2 separate regions of the Homo sapiens genome follow, and region 2 is linked to region 1. Evidence: chromatin contacts called from ENCODE Hi-C or POLR2A ChIA-PET data. All regions are on one chromosome and are shown on one strand. Each heading gives the region's core, a stretch centred on a gene start or an enhancer-like site at or near the end of the contact. The rest is flanking DNA. Distances are from core to core; before and after follow the strand shown. Region 1 holds the start of KLHDC8B (kelch domain containing 8B). Region 2 holds the start of PCBP4 (poly(rC) binding protein 4).

Region 1 (5,489 bases), core at 1,499-3,998:
CATGGAGGGTAGCGAAAGCCAGCAGTCCCGACGGGGCTCATACACACGTACCTGGGCCTGGGGGGCCGTGTCAGGGCCCATTCCCCCCAGAGCATACACCATACCATCTGCATAGAAAAGAGTAGTTCAGATTGTACCTCAGCCTGCCAGGGTACCCCACCCTGACAGCTGCCCTGGTAAGTCCTGGGGGTGGCTGGAGACCCATGTGTTTATAGCATCCCTCCCCAGCAACAGACACTCTACTACCTGCCTGCAGTGGGGGCTGGGAGATCTGGGATTCCTACTCTGGCCAGGGCCCCTCCGAGTAAAGAGCAGGAGGCAGCCGATCTAATTATAATCCGACTCTGTCTCCCTGGAGATGCTATGGCAACAGAGTCTGGCATCCAAGCAGGGCTGGCCTGGGCTGGTGGTCAGACCTGGAGGCCACAAGGTGGGGACTCCCCTCGGGGAGGAAGATGGGGGGATGGCTTAAGCCAGGGGTAAGAAACATGGGGATCTGCTTAGCACAGAGCTCAGTCTGGGGAGGAGGACTGGGGACCAGCTGGAGTTGGAGATGGGGCTGGGAGAGGAATGGCTTGGGTCTGCTGGGTAAAGATACTGTCCACAAGCCTTCTGCCCCAGGATCCCTGCCAGCACCTCTGTGTGACACTCTTTCATTATAGTAGGTTCTTGCCCTCTGTTAAACCCTCAGAGTCAGCTACGACATGTCTGGGGGCCTTAGGGTAATGGGCCAGTCAGCTGGGGGCTTCCATGGCAACCATCCCAGATCAGCTTGGCCTTTGTCCATATCAGGCTCCCTGGCGTGTGGGAAGGGTTGGGGGTGGGGCAGGAAGTCTAAGCACAGGCTCTGAGCCAAGGCCCTACTCCTCTCCCCCACCCCAGACTATTTATAACCCTGGGAGTCATTAGGCCATCCCACCCCCATCTCTTAGAAATGAGGAGTGGGGCAGGAACATGGCTGGGGTCTCCCATCATCCTGGGATCGGCTTGGGCTCTGCCTCCCACCTTAGCCAGAAAAGGCAGTTAATAGAAGGCAGCAGCTCAAATCTAGGTTGGAAAGGATACAGGGGACAAGGCCACATCCTGGGCACCCATGTAAAAATTACAGCTCTTGTTCAGTCTCTGAGGGTAAGGGACTAAGTCAGGAAATAATAAAAGGTGTTAGGGTACCTGAAGTGCCTTCCTTGGGAGGCCACTCACCTCTCTCCACAGTTGCAACCCCCATGGCTGCTTGAGGGAGGGTGGCCCGACGCTCCCAGCGGCCCTCATCCATCAGGAAGGCCTCTACAGCAGCTACCGGGCTCTGGACCTCATCCACACCACCCACCACTAGCACCTGCTTGCCCAGAACTACCGCAGCTGCACCAGCCCGGGCAGTGGGCAGGGGTGCCAGTGCCAGCCATGTGTGCGAGGCCATGTCCAGTGTCTCAGCAGTGTCCAGGGGCAGTCCAGCCCGGCCACAACCCCCCAACACCAGCAGGTGCCCATCTTGGTGTGCCACTGTGCCATAGACCCGGCAAGTGGGCATGGGGGGGAACACTTGCCAAGCAAAGGCCCGGCCACCTCCTGCAGACATGGTGTTCACTGCCAGTGGCAGGCCATGCTGTCTGCTCAGACTGTAGGCCTCACTGGGGAGGCATGACAGGGCCTCATCTTGATTCTGCCAGGGCCACAAGAGGTATATGACCAGTCCAGGGACCTTGCCTTCACCTGGAGGAAAGAGGGAAAACAGGGGTCAGGGCACTGACCGGCCCCTCAGGAAACAAATAAGCAGCCTGTAGCTAAGGGCAGGGCTGGCCCAAAATCACTGGTGGGAAAGGCAGGGGGAGAACCCAACCCCTCTGGCTAGCACACCACTGTGGAGGCCCTCCTGGAGTGGGAAGGAGGGCAGGCCCCAGGTACCCAGGAGCCTTTCCCCTTTCCCATGGAGGCATGAAGGATTCTCCTTCTCACCCACTACCCAAACCACTCAGCAACTGGGTCAAATCTGGGTCTAGGAGGGCAGTAGTAAGGTGACTAGAACAGGACTCTCCATCCAGGACCCTTCCTTTCCCCTCAACAAGCCTCACGCTGGTCCTGCATGAGGGGAGTCCTTACTGGCTTCCAGGGTGCCCTGGGCAGCCTGGGGGTCCCCACGCCTGCTGTCAGGGGTCAGACTCCAGAGTATCCTTACAACATCCTGGGGGCCATTCCACAGGGTTAATTTAAACCATTCCCACTAGTAAAAGACCAGAGTCAGGGTGTGTTTCAGACTAGGGGGAGGACTAAACACCAGGGTTCCACACTCTCCTCTCGAGGTCCCCCCTCAGGAGTTTGCCCATTCCAAACCCCCCCAGAAGCCAGATTCCCTGGTGTCCAGAAGTGGGGTTGGGGCGGGGGGCCGTTGGAGAAATCTCATGACCACAGGACTCCAGGGTCTGAGTCCAGGGCGTTTCCACCAGGAATGGGCAGCTGGACTTCTGGGTTCCCTCGCAGGAGATCCCCAAGTTCTCCAGCCACCCCTTTCTCTTGGTGGCTACACTCCTGGACCCCTGGCAGGAGGGCCTCTTGGCCCCAAACTTCCAGCTCAAGGATGTGGGGGGCGGGTCTGGGCTAACGCGCTTGGGGTTCTACACCCCGCGCCCCAAACTTCCCCTGAGCGCGGTTCCCGCGGGACTCACCCGCCGGTGCTCCGATGCTGCCAGGGTACGGGGTCCGCCGTTCCGCCTCCGTTGACGCGGGATCTGGCTGGGGCTGAAGTCGGGCTCTGGCGGGGCTCCGGCACTGCTCCGGCGCGGGGCGGGGCTGGGCCAGGTCCGCCCCTCGCCCCCCTCCCCCTCCGACTCAGGGAAACCTCCTCTCGCCTTAACCCTGCACATGCCGCAGCTGGAGCAGGGCGTGCCGATCTACGGTCATATGCAAACGGACAGATAAACGGACACTTGGACACTGGGCCTGACAGAATTTAGCGTCCGACCTCGGGCAAGAGTAGAAATGAGGCAGCGGCGAGCGACACAACACGTGTATGGCAAGGGGCAGTTCTGAGCCCGACCCAGCCTGGGTGCGCAGGCTGTGTCGAGCAGGCCAGCCGAACCCGAGGGCTTGAGGGGCCGGCGCCTGCCCACCTCCGCGGAGCTCCCAGGAGCCCAATTACAGGCTTCCCGGCGGCGCCCCCTGGAGGCCACTGGGGACATGGCCTGGGCCTCTGTCGTGTGGGGGCAGCCTGGGGCGCCCTTACCTGGGCATAAAGCAGGAATAGGTCTTACAGTGTACACTGAGGCTAGCGGGGGTGGAGGAACAGAAGGCACTGGCCCTTCTACAAACCTGGGTGGGGAGAATTCCTGGAAGGAGTGATACTGAGCAGAGAATGTGCTGGAAGAGTCAGAGGCCAGGGGACCTCCCAGTGGGTCACTCTGGCCTCATCCTGTAGGGCCTGAGAGACCTGGGCTACTCTGGGACCCAAGGCACATTATAACTATCAATTTTTAGTATCCTGAGCTTGCCTCTAACCAATTCTGGGGTCAAGCAAGAGCAAACTAGTGTGACAGGGGCCCACCTACCTCAGGCCCAGACCTTGGCCCTGCCTATCTTCTGAGCATTCAGAGTATTAGCTAAGTCTTCAAGCTGAGGGCCCATTTGTACAGGTCAGTGGTACCTGTGGGAAGAGGTCCTTGCAGTTGTCTGTGTCTGCTCACTGCCTTGTCCCCCTTTCATGGACAGTGCTTATCTTAGTTTCCCCCAAAGCAGACCTGGACAAAGATATACATGCATATAGTTAGTATGGGAGGTGAGGCCAAGAAACACCAGCAGTGGCAAGGAGACAAGGAAAGCAGCCAATAAAGGAAGTGTCATCAAGCAAGCTACCACTGTGGGCCATTGGGACCAAATCCTGCTGGGGATTCTGGGAGCCAGCGTAGAACATAGGCCTTACATCATTGCTGCCCCCAAGAACAAGGGGAGCTGAGATACTCATTCTCAAATCTCCATTAGTCATGGGTTGAGAGCTGTTTGGGGGCATTACCTATTAACTCCCTGGCCTCCCTCACATCTGGCCTTCCCAGAAGTCTATGGGTAGACCCTCCCGCATGACCGGAGAAGAGAGCCTTTGCTCTTTTCAGGGACTGTCAGTTGGATTCAGTCGGCCTGCACAGAAATGGTGGTGCCAAGGCTGGTTACAGACTGCACAGACCCTGACTTGAAGGCCTCAATCCTCCTTGTCCCACTTCACCTTGGACTTGCTCCTCAGTGCCCTCACTTGGGGCACTGTTTCCACCCTCTTGTGATTGCCAATAGGCTTCCAAGAGGCTCACACTGCTCTGCAGCCCCCTTCACATTTGCTACTGTTCCCTTTCCAAGCTCCCTCCTCCTCCTTTCCAGCAATTAAACACTTACAAGCCACTTGCCTTTAGATACCTCCCAACACCCCAAGTCTCTCTAGTCTCCCCTTCCTCCACTCCAGTCAAACTCTTGAAGCCATCTGTCCTCACAGGCTCCACCTCCTTGTTACTTGTCACCTCAATGTGCTGCCACTCCTCCCCAAAAATTGTTCTTGGAAAAGTCATCATGAAATACCATATAGCTAAAACTATATGTGCCTGTGGTCCTTAACTAAATCTTGCTAGCATCTTCAAAGTTTTGCCCCTTGTGACCTCAACTCCCTCCTGCTGTTTGTCCTGCCTCTGAGAATCTTTATTTTTTATCTATTTATTTTTTTTTTGAGACGGAGTCTTGCTCTGTCACTCAGGCTGGAGTGCAGTGGTGCCATCTCCACTCACTGCAAGCTCCGCCTCCCAGGTTCATGCCATTCTCCTGTCTAAGCCTCCCGAGTAGCTGGGACTACAGGGGCCCGCCACCATGCCCGGCTAATTTTTTTTTTTTTGTATTTCTAGTAGAGATGGAGTTTCACCGTGTTAGCCAGGATGGTCTCGATCTCCTGACCTCGTGATCCGCCCACCTCAGCCTCCCAAAGTGCTGGGATTACAGGCATGAGCCACCGCGCCCAGCCCACCTCTCAAAATCTTTTTTTTGAAACGGAGTTTCACTCTTGTTGCCCAGGCTAGGGTGCAGTGGCGTGATCTCAGCTTACTGCCACCTCCGCCTTCCGGTGGTTTCAAATGATTCTCCTGCCTCAGCCTCCCGAGTAGCTGGGACTACAGGCACGTGCCACCATGCCCAGCTAATTTTTTGTATTTTTAGTAGACATGGGGTTTCACCATGTTGGCCAGGATGGTCTCCATCTCTTGACTGCGGGATCCGTCCGCCTTGGCCTCCCAAAGTGCTGGAATTACAGGCATGAGTCACCGCGCCTGGCCTAGAATCTTTTGCAGGCTCTGCTTCTTCTCCATCACCAGGAATTGGCTCCTCAAGATTCAACCCTGGCTTTTCTCCCTGGCACACATATTTCCTCTTGGGGCAGTCCCTCCCAGGCCACTGCCTTCATTCACATCTAAAGCTCCATCACATCTCTCTGCTCAGATAGAGCTGGGTCCAGGATCCACTGAGAACCATAT
Region 2 (5,489 bases), core at 558-3,057, 2.8 Mb before region 1:
TCTTGCAGTGATAGACTGAGGGGGTAAAATCAAGAGAAAAAACTCTCAGGAATCAAGGAACATAATCCTGTGGAGGGTAATCCATTACATGAGCTTCTCCTGTTCTTCCACTTTCCTGCCTGGCTTTCACTCCTTCCCCTGCTCTGCCCAGCCTTTCCCTCCCACCCACTCCTCCTTCTGCAAATGCCCTGAAGGCCAGCCCTTACCCCAACACCCACTTCCCCACCTCCTTAGGCCCCAGATACATACATGCCCACATGCACGCTTACATGTTTAGAGCCATCCTTGTTTCCAAATATGACCCTTCGCTTGAGGGCAACTGCATAGGTACATCTAACTCTGGACTGGCATGCACATTGTCATGTGCAGCTTTGCATATACACACATGCATACATGAGCCTCCACACAAGCACTTGCACACATGTGGACTCCTAACCATGCTAACCTCACTGGCTGGGAAGGTGGGGACCCCATGGGCCAGCCCTTGCAGGAGGCCCTTTTGCAAGGCTTAGGGTGTGGCCAGCCCTGAAAGCTACTTGGACACAGGTTTCAGCTGGCCCCAGCCCAGAAGTGACCCCCAGAAAGGGAGGGCCACCGCTTTGCCCCCTGCTTTTACCCTTCCTTCTGGGTGCTCTACACCTCAGGTTACCAGGCCTGAGGCATCTCAGCCAAGCTTGTTTCCTGCTCTGAGGCTTGTGGGGTGGGAGCCAGAGTGGAGGTCGGTGAAATAAAGTGATGCAATTAGACCCCACCGGCTCCTGCTTCTAAAGAGCGCCGCCCCTCCCCCACCCCTGGGACCAACACTGTGGGCCCCTCCCCCACCCCGGCGGGACCAGATGGTCCCCCTGCCCTTTGTCCACCAGGCCAGATGGAGAGGAAGGGAGATTGGATTCCCCTCCCCACCCACACATACCCAGGTGCCAAGAGACTCAGCTGTGGGGGGAGGTGGAGGTCAGTGGGACCAGGCTGAGCCGATTATGGAGGAGTGGGGGGGAAGGAATAGTTGCTTCCCCGAGGGCGGGGGGTGCCCAGCGGACTTGAGAACAGTTCATCACCCCCACTAGTATCCCTTCCCCAGTAAAAGACTCAACGGAGCCCGTTCCTTGCGACCCTATCCCCAAAAGGAATTCCGGGGGTAGATTTGGGGTTATCACAGGATCGGGTGCACAGGGCCACACGGCTCTCAGGCCCCTCCTCCAGCCTGTCCTGCGCGGACGAGGGCCGGGCCATGCAGCTGTGGGTGGCCGAGGAGAGCGGGTCTTGGTGGGCGCAAGCCCGAGCGGAGGATGGCGCGCAGCGAGCAGAGCCGGGAGCTAGGCGGGGCGCAGGGTCCCAGCCGGAGCTCGGAGGGACGCGGGCCGGGAGCGAGGCGGAGCCGGGGCTGGCGGGGCCAAGGCGGGGATGGGGGTGCAGGGGGCTCGGCAGAGGCGCCGGGCGGGCGGCCCGGGCCGGAAGGACTGGCCTGGCGGGAGCGGAGGGGCTTGGAGCCGGGCGCAGCGCGGGCGGTGCGGGGAAGGCCGTGGCTGGGGACCGGGCTTCAGGCCGGACGCCCCTACCCCCAACCCGTGGGGCTCTGGGAGTGGCAGGGGAAGGGTCGCCCGAGCCCTCCAGGAAGCGGCCGCCGCTCGGGGCGCACCGCGGCGCGCGGGGCGGGGCGGGCGGCTGCGGCACTGGGGCGGCTGGGGCGGGCCCGCCGCTCTGTAATCGGATCCGGGGAGGGGGCGGGGAGGGGCCGGGCCGGGCGGGCCGGGGGGTGGGGGGGGGGCGCGGAGCCGGGCTCCGGGCCGGCCGGGCTCCGCGCCTGTCAAACCCCTCATTGTTCGCAGCTGATGTCACTCGCAGTTGTGAGCGGCCGCCTCTCCCGGGGACAATGTGGGACTGAGCGGCCCAGCCGCCGTGCCGCCGCCGCCGCCGCCGCAGGACAGCCCCAGCGAGGTAGGGCGCGGGCCGGGCGGGGCACGGCGGGCCGCGAAGTTTGGGGGTTCGCCCGGGGGCAGGGAGCCCGCGCCCAGATCCCTCGGTTGGGGTCGCAGGTTTGTGAGACTGCGAGGAACACGTTCTCTGTCCCACACCGCTGAGGCCTGCACAGGTGGGAGGCGCTGGTCTGCCAGAGGCGCCCTTGGCACCAGGGAGGGGCTTCCTGGACCTTAGATCCCAGATTTGAGGCCCCCATCCCACTCGCTGTTTCTGTCCTTTGCGCCTGCTCCTCTCTCTGACTCCTGCCCTGGGTTCTGGTTCTGCTCCATCTCTGCCCTCACTTGCCACTCCCCTGTAGCTCCTGGCTGGGCACACACTCCTTCCCATCCTCCGCAGTCGTTGGGGGAGCCAGATACAGACCTCCAGGCCAGGGGTGTATGGAGATGACAGCTGGGGGCTCAGAGTGGTCCCTCTTGCCCCATAGCTCTTCAGCCCTTCAGCTCTGACCTAGCTTCTTGGCTGGGGTCCTGGGGGGTGGGGGTGGGAGGCTCTGCTACTCACTTCAGCCTGGCCCTCATGCCTGCCTGGCCAGGAGAGGGAGGTGCCCGCCTCCTCTCTCCCCTATCCCTGGCCCGCCATCTTGAGACCTGTGGCACCCAGTGCCCCACCCGGCCCCAGCACCCAGGGGAGTGGTCTCCAAGGTGATGATGCACCCAGGGCCAGTTGCATTCCTTTCTCCCCACCAAGCCCAGGATGCTCATGTTCGTGCTGAACCAGCAGGACATGTGTCCCCAGGGGCTTGCCTTCCGCCACAAAGGCTCTTACAATCCATGAACTCCCTAGGAGCTGAGCTCCTGCCCTCCCTGTTCCCTGGGTCACCCTCATTGCCTCAGGACCAGTACCTGGGACCCTATTCTTTCCCCATCTGAAAAAATCCCCTGGTCTTCCCAGGTCCTGGAGCCCCCTCAACCTCCAGGGCACCCCCATCCCAGCCCCCACCCCCTAGCCTTCATCAGCATGCAGGCTCAGGCTGCCCAAACACAAGGGGATTGTTCTTCTTGCATGCTCAGGGTGGGGGGCTGGGAGCAGGCAGCCCACACACCCTGGCAGGCCCAGGCCACGAGGAGGCTGGCTTGCCCCACCCTGTGTCCCCAGACAGGCTGTCCACCCTCCCTACTCCCATCACTGCTGCCCCTCCAGCCTCCATCACCATTGCCCAGTGGCGCTGACATCTTGAGGAAAGAGCTCTGAGCTGCACAGGTAGACCCCTGGGTTCTCCAGCTCTGCCAGTTGTCTCCCATGTAGCCTTACAAACATTTCCCTTCCTCTCTGGGCCGCGAGCCCCTCTTGTGATTGGTAAGACCTTTCCAGCTGTGACAGGCTGAGCCCAACTCGACTCTGTGAAACGTACCCCACCCCCCAGCCCTTCTTCCAGTCCCCCTCTTCCATGAGGAGACCCACTCTGCTCCCACCCTCTGAAAACCTAAAGCACAGCCCAAATCCCCCACCCCAGCAGCATACCTAGGGAGCTCCTAGTCCTGGTAAAACGGCAGGAGTAGGGCTGGGGATGCTGAGAAAGGAACCAGGAATCCTGTCCAGGCAGGTCCTACCTCTGCCCATGTGGCTGGCCCTCATGTCTGGGTCTTCTCACTCTACTCTCATTACTCCTCCGGGACCCTCAGCCCCATCTTTGGTTCCAAATGTCCCCAGGCCCCATGAACCTTAACTCTTCTCCCTGCACACTGACCCTGGTCTTGTCTCAAATTTCCTCTTTCTGGAGCTCTGTGTATAGTGGAAAGACAGGCTCAGAAATGCCCAGCGGGGACTTCTTTGAGTTGCAGCAACATCTTTGAGGGGCACAGAGGCCTGAGTGATCACATCTGACTTGGAAGCCTGCGGAGGGCTTCACAGAGGAGGTGGCGTTTGAGAAGGATTTTGACAGAGAGTGGGGAGGATGGGCGTTTTGAGCTGAGGTAAGCCTGGAGAAAGGCCCGAAGGGCTGGAGGTGCTAAGTGTGTTCTGCAGCCTGGCATGTGTGAAGGATGGGGTGGAGATGAGACAAGAGAGACAGGGGCTGGATCATGAAGGTCCTTGATGGCCTGTCTGTGGAGTTCAGGCTTTATTCTTTGGGGACTGGGCAGCCATGGGTGGCTGTTGAGCAGCAGAGTAAGCATACAGTTTTCAGCATGGAGATTGGAAGCTAGAGGCCTTTCTCAATGTAGATGAGAGAGTGAGGGGATGGGTACCATGAGGCTGTGGCCTTTCTCCTGGAGCCCAGCCTGGGCCCGGGCTTGACTTGGTTTCCCTTGGTTCCGAAGACTCCTGGGGGCTGCCTAATGATGGTGTATGGAAGCTGTAGCATTTCTGGCACCTGCCAACTTGTCAGAGCTGCCTTTCCCTTCCTGGCACTTTGTCTATGTGGCAGATCTGAATCAAGAAGCCAGAGGCTGGAACTTGTGGACCCCAGGATGCTCACCTGAGGCTTCCCACTCCCCTCCTCCTCTCCCAACTGTAGATGATTGGCTATCCCGGGAGGCTGGGAGGCCAAGAGGCTGGGCACATGTGTCCAAGATGCTGGGGCAGTTCTTATGAAGGCCTGGCTAGTTAGGAGAGTGAGCATCTCCAGAGAAGGGATTGGGCAGGAGAGTTAGGAGCCCTCGATGCAGACGTGCTGTGGCCCAGGGTCCACCCCCACCACACCCTGCCTCCCTGGATGCTCCGAGCCATTCCCCAGCATCACTGGGTGTGGCTAGCATGGCTGCTTTGGGAGTGGGAATAGGAGAAGGGGGCTGCTAGGTGGGGAGCTGGGGGTGCTGAGAGGATGTGGGGGGATGTGAGATGGAGAGTGAAGCCCAGGTGGGTCCACAGGCCCTAGCTGGTCCAGACATTCTGGCCAGCAGAGCGGAGGGAATCCCCCAAGGGGCGGGCCAGTCTACTTGAATCGCCTGGCCCCAGGAGCCCTCCCCTCCCCCGGATTGTTCTTGCTCCAGAACAAAGGCAGGGTGGACACTTGATCCCTGCATGTGGGGTGAGCTGGCTAAGCCCCCAGCCCTTTGATTGGGCAGCTGTCATGGGAGAGAGACAGCTGGGGGGGAGGGGCAGGAAGGGGGCAGCCACCATCGCTTACACAGCTGTCACCCCCCCGCCTCCTCCAGCCTGAGTGGCAGAAAGCCAGGGACAGGAGGAGTGGGCACTGGGGCTGGGGAGGGGGCCTGGGAGTCAGGAGGGAATGCCCGAGGTCAGAGGCCTGGTGTGAGCTTGGTATGCCCTGCCAGGGAGCCCTGCTGACCAGAGGGGGCTGGGCACCCGCGGAGGTGAGCTGGAGGTCACTGTGGCATGTTGTGTGGCTGCCACGTGGGTGGCCCGGCAAAGACCCAGGGCCCACCCGGCTGGAGCAGCAAATGACTCCCTAGAGCCCCACTGAGGGCAGGGGGAGCCAGTGATGCCTCATGGGGCTGCTCGTTCCTTGGGCCCTAGGAGAATAATTTGGAAGACATGGGTCAGAACCCCTTGTTCTTGCCTAAAGATGGGAAAGACCTTGAGAGTCTCTCAGACCAGGAAGGGCGCAGATA

The links. Hi-C counts contacts between places; a loop is a spot of excess contacts on that map. ChIA-PET counts read pairs that join two places held with the same protein, here RNA polymerase II (POLR2A).
Region 2: a map of ovary shows a loop between it and region 1 (16-fold over the local background). The contact joins the promoter of PCBP4 here to the promoter of KLHDC8B in region 1. A Hi-C loop is called at or near these places in 1 of 168 maps with a recorded cell type or tissue (ovary). POLR2A ChIA-PET finds 5 or more read pairs at or near these places in 1 of 52 experiments (H1).

Annotation. Positions count from the first base shown.
Region 1 is chr3:49,168,857-49,174,345 of GRCh38, reverse strand. KLHDC8B (kelch domain containing 8B) reads right to left here and starts at 2,748. Exons shown (of 6, transcript NM_173546.3): 1 at 2,661-2,748; 2 at 1,201-1,710; 3 at 1-107. The coding sequence starts at 1,576. RefSeq lists silencers at 2,733-2,832, 3,053-3,222.
Region 2 is chr3:51,963,772-51,969,260 of GRCh38, reverse strand. PCBP4 (poly(rC) binding protein 4) reads left to right here and starts at 1,807. Exons shown (of 14, transcript NM_001174100.2): 1 at 1,807-1,935. It overlaps ABHD14B (abhydrolase domain containing 14B), which reads left to right. Exons shown (of 4, transcript NM_001146314.2): 4 at 1-746. RefSeq lists enhancers at 151-712, 713-1,276, 2,403-2,964, 2,965-3,528 and silencers at 1,238-1,317, 1,348-1,627, 1,638-1,747, 1,848-2,117.